Linked DNA regions of Homo sapiens: region 1 is linked to region 2. Evidence: read pairs that join two places in POLR2A ChIA-PET (ENCODE). Cell type or tissue: PC-9. All regions are shown on one strand.

Region 1 (2,500 bases), 60 kb after region 2:
TCTCTATCCTTGGTCCCTTACCTGGACTGTAGCCCCAGTTAACTGCTGAATACCAGCAGCTGGGTGTCCTCAGCAACCATGTCCACATGAAGCATCTTAGTCTCACCCACTCCTTCTGTGTCTCTACGAGCAGCATTGAGCTGTAGATGGGAAAGTGTATGGAAATATGATCACTTTTTCCCTAGGGCAAAGAGGGTTGGTGTTCTTTTCTTCAAAATTTATTTTGAATCTGTCTTTTCTGTCTCCCCACTACCCCTCACTCATGCTCCTGAGTCACTGCTGAGCTCCAGGGCTGTACCTTTCTCATTTTGGAATCTCTAGGATCTAGCATAGTACCCAGTGCACAGTATGCCTTCAATGTATGCCTCTTGGTTCAATGAATGAATGCATGAAAAAATGGGCAAATAAGTAAGTTTTAATAATTTGTCACCTTGATTTTTATTTCTTGCAATCCTTCCTGTATTTCTTGCAATCCTTGTTTTATTCCTTGCAATCCTTCCTATATGTCTCTGCCAGTTGAATCTTCCAAAGTGGTGACTCGACCACGTGAATCTCCTCTGGTGACTTTAATGGCTCCCACTGTCTGCGAAGGCCTTTCAAAACCCAGCTGCTTGTTACCTTTCTTTGCAAGGATTTTCTCTCTCACTCCTCAAAGCTCCATTCTGGCTGACTTGGCCTCTCTGTATCCTTTCCTGCCCTTGTTGAGTTGCCCTTTTCTCTGTGTAGCCACTTAGCTGCCTGTGCTGATACTTGCTGCTGGCTAAGCTTGTCATAAGTTCAGTGTGACACCCTTTCCCGTGATGGGCTGATTACAGTAAGGTCCCAATCTAGTGGTGCCTCCCTCTATTGCTGGGTTGGGTAATCTCCCAGTTACTCTGGGTTTGACCATGTGACTTGCTTTGGTCAACAGGAAACAGGATGTTAGCAGAGACTTGAAAAGTGCTTGCTCATTGGGGTTTGCCATCTTTTGCTGCTCTAGGGAATCCAGCAGCTGTCACCATGTAAACAAGCCCAGGCTAGACCAGTTACCCTCATCATCTTAGCTGATAGCCAGCCAGCCACCACAGGCATGAGTCAGGCCATATTGCTGGACCCACAGAATTATGAGCTAAATAAATAGTCTTGGGTTAAGCCACTAAGTTTTAGGCATAGTGTGTTATGTATCTCACAAACATATAAGACTGTGTGTTTGTTGACTGGAGGAAGAGATGCTATAAAGACCACCTTTTAAAACTTCCCAAATACTGCCACTGATGTCCTGATGGAGGTATGAAAACATCCACTAAAATTTGTGGTTTATTCATTTTTCATTATTTTGTTTAAGGAGGTCTATAGTGGAAGAGGGAGATATTTGGGGAAATTTTGTATAGACTAGCTTTCACGATGTTAGGGAATTATTATTGTGTGATAATGGTCTTGCAGTTACACAGAAATTCTTCCTTATTTTTTGGGAAGCACCAAAGTAGGGATAAAATGTCATGATGTGTGCAATACACTTTAAAATGTTTTTGCCAAAATAATTAATGAAGCAAATATGGAAAATAATAATTATTAAATCTAGGTGATGGGTATATTGTAGTTCACTATAGTATTGCACACTTTTCTGTATGTTTAAATTTTTCATTTAAAAAACTTTGAGCTAGACACCAGGCTATGAGCTAGGAGCATAGCAATGACCAAATAGACTCCTACCAACTCAAAGAATGCACATTCTCTGGGAAACATGTTTCCATTAGGAAGCCTCGAATGCAATGTGACTGTGGTCTCCAGGACCTGTGTGATCCTGGCTTTTCCTGTTCCCTCCGCATCATCACTGCAGGTGTGTTTTCCCAAGTTTTAAACATTTACCTTCCCAGTGGCCTTGCGTCTAGAGGAATCCCTGTATAGTGGTACATGAATATAACACATAACAAAAATCATCTCTATGGTGTGTGTTGTTCCTGGGGTTCAATTCAGCAAATTTTCCCTGGGCACCCATGTGTTCTTGGCACTGGAAAAGTACCGGGACTGAAACAGTTGATGGCCCAATCCCTGTCCTCTTAAAACCTAAGGGAGGAGATGGAAAGGGGCACCCAACCCAGACTGAGAGACAGGAATTAGCTGCAAGGGGAACTAGGAAAAGCTTCTTTAAGGATGGAGAGGCCCTAGTGGAATGGGGAGATTCTTCCGGGAGAAGCGATGGATGCACAGTTGGGCATCCCCACAGACGGACTGGAAAGAAAAAAGGCCTGGAGGAATCAATGTGCAATGTATGTGTGTTCCCTGGTTCAAGGGCTGGGAACTTTCTCTAAAGGGCCAGGTAGAAAACATTTTAGGCTTTCTAAGCCAAGGCAAAATTGAGGATATTACATGGGTACTTATACAACAAGAATAAACAATTTACACAATTTTTTGTTGACAGAATTCAAAACTTTATAGACACAGAAATGCAAATTTCCTGTAATTTTCCCATGAGAACTATTCTTCTTTTGTTTTGTTTTGCGACAGGGTTGCGCTGATC
Region 2 (2,500 bases):
GGGGCCTTGCTCCTCTGAGTGTGGTCAGCAGACCAGCAGCAACCAGGTCACCCAAGAGCTTATTAGAAATGCAGAATCTCAGGCTGCACCCTGGACCCATTGAATCAGAATCTGCATTTTCTTTCTTTCTCTTTCTTTTTTTTTTTCCTTCTTTTTCTTTTTTCGAGATGGAGTTTCGCTCTTGTCACCCAGGCTGAAGTGCAGTGGCACAATCTCAGCTCACTACAACCTCCGCCTCCCAGGTTCAAGAGATTCTCCTGCCTCAGCCTCCCGAGTAGCTGGGATTACAGACATGCACCACCATGCCCAGCTAATTTTTATATTTTTAGTAGAGACGGGGTTTCACCATGTTGGCCAGGCTGGTCTAGAATCTGCATTTTAACAAGATTCCCAGGTGATTTGTATACCTGTTAAAATGTGGCCTAGGGAATGATATGATGATGAGGCAAATAAGGGTGTAATGTTCAAGCCAATCCCTCTGCTCATTCATTTATGCAGTCATTTTACTGACAATCACTGACTACACTGTGTATCACTGTGCTAGCACACGCCGGGTGCTGCGTATTCAAAAAGGAACAAAGCCAGGGGTGAGGCAGGCACACAGCTCTTGGTTATAACACAAGGGTAATACCAGCACCTATGGAAGCTTGCAGAGCACACTGTGCGAGAGAGCACAGGAATGTGCCCTTCACTGCCTAGGAAGCAAAGGAATCGTCTCGCAGGGCCTGGGATGTTCAGAGGTAACAGATGCTCAGGACAGCTGCAGGAGAGGTGAGCAGTACAGGATGATGAAGGGCGCCCGTGTCCTTCAGAGGAGCCTTGGCATTCGCTGTGGACAATGAGGTGCCTCTGGAGACTTTAGATAAGAAGGAGAAGAATGTTATGAGTCAGACTGGCCTTTGTGGTAGAGAACTCTAGAAGAGAAAGTGGAAGAACTGGAATAGAGAAAACCTGGTGGTCATCGACAACAGTAGTTGGGACTCAGAAAGAATCCAGAGGCTGGCTGGGTGTGTGGTGGCTCACACCTGTAATCTCAGTGCTTTGGGAGGCCTAGCAGGGAGGATTGCTTGAGGCCAAGAGTTCAAGACCAGCCTGAGAAACATAGTGCGACTCCATCTCTACAAAAAAAAAGAAAAAATAAACGAAACAAAAAAAGAATCCAGAGGCCTCTTGATGAGGAGGATGGCAGAGGGGGTGGAGAGGAGGGCCAGGTTCAGGAGATGGTTCTGAGAGAGGATCTAGGTCCACAGGATTTAGGCAGATTGCATACAGGGTGAGAAGGAGTGAGGATGAGCATGACTCCCAGATGTGTAGTTCAGGCAACTTCGTGGAGGTGGCACCATTCAGTGAGATAAAGAACTCTGGAGCGCCGGGCACAGTGGCTCATGCATGTAATCCCAGCACTTTGGGAGGCCAAGGCGAGTGGATCACGAGGTTAGGAGTTCAAGACCAGCCTGGCCAACATGGTGAAACCCCATCTCTACTAAAAATACAAAAATTAGCTGGGCGTGGTGGCGCTTGCCTGTAATCCCAGCAACTCAGGAGGCTGAGGCAGGAGAATTGCTTGAACCCAGGAGGCGGAGGTTGCAGTGAGCCAAGATTGCGCCACTGCACTCCAGCCTGGGCGACAGAGTGAAACTCCATCTCAAACAAACAAACAAACAAACAAACAAACAAAAAACAGAACTCTGGAGGCAGAGCGAGCCTGGACAGGTGGAGCAGGAAATTGTGAATTCAGGACTGGAGCTGAGAAGCCGAGGCTGGAAGTAGATCAGGGTGTCAGCAGCATCCAGGGGGCTGCTGAAGCCATAGGAGTGAGTGGAGTAACTTAGGGTGGGAAAGGGAGAGGAGAACAGACACTGGGACCACATTATTCAAAGGTGGATTGGAGGAAGAAGAAAAGGAGAAGTGGGGAGGGAGGTTGGAGAGTGGGAAGGAGCCAGCGAAGACAAAACTTGAAAGAACGGATCAGAAGAGGAAACAGAACTCCTGGAAACAAAAACACATTCAGGAGGAAGAGCATGACTGTGGAGTAAAGTGCTGCAGAGAATGTAAGCAGGAGATGGGGACTAGCAATGGGGTTTGATAATGAGGCCATTAGCCAGTTTCTGAGCTAAGAGGAAAAAGTTAAGTGGTTAAAGATGCAGAGGGAGAGAAGGTAACTACAGAGCTGCATCTCCAGGCGCTGGGAGTAGATGGGATTCAGAGCACATAGAGGAATGAATCTTGGAAAGCAGAGGGAGATGGACGTTGTTCCCATCAGTGTTCTCTGACAAGGCACAAAGGCGTCTGCTGACAGCTGGGAGGAAATGCTGGGCTGGGCGGCCTGAGTCGGTGGCTGGGCCTCTGCGGAGTGGGACAGAGGTGGGAGATGGGGCCCCTGTCTGCAGTGGCCCCAGCAGCCTGCATTGCATTGTATTTTTTCCAGCTACAGAGGCTCAGGAGGTGAGCAGAATGAAGGTGGGTGGTTTCCCTCAAGTTTGGGGATTAGGCAAACTAA

The links. ChIA-PET counts read pairs that join two places held together with the same protein. Peaks named below come from ENCODE experiments on the same cell type or tissue, not always from the same donor. Only the 100,000 strongest peaks of a DNase experiment are listed, where the experiment ranks them.
Region 1: POLR2A ChIA-PET joins it to region 2 with 5 read pairs; 2 of 35 experiments call an interaction of 5 or more read pairs at or near these places.

Annotation. Positions count from the first base shown.
Region 1 is chr7:128,236,237-128,238,736 of GRCh38, forward strand. No RefSeq gene overlaps it. Among named protein-coding and RNA genes, the nearest start is that of LEP, 3.8 kb to the right of the region's middle. RefSeq lists an enhancer at 859-998 and a promoter at 2,120-2,500. In PC-9, no CTCF peak of the experiment used is centred here; a DNase peak (open chromatin) is centred at 965; H3K27ac peaks cover 1,126 bases.
Region 2 is chr7:128,176,039-128,178,538 of GRCh38, forward strand. No RefSeq gene overlaps it. Among named protein-coding and RNA genes, the nearest start is that of MIR129-1, 31 kb to the right of the region's middle. In PC-9, no CTCF peak of the experiment used is centred here; a DNase peak (open chromatin) is centred at 943.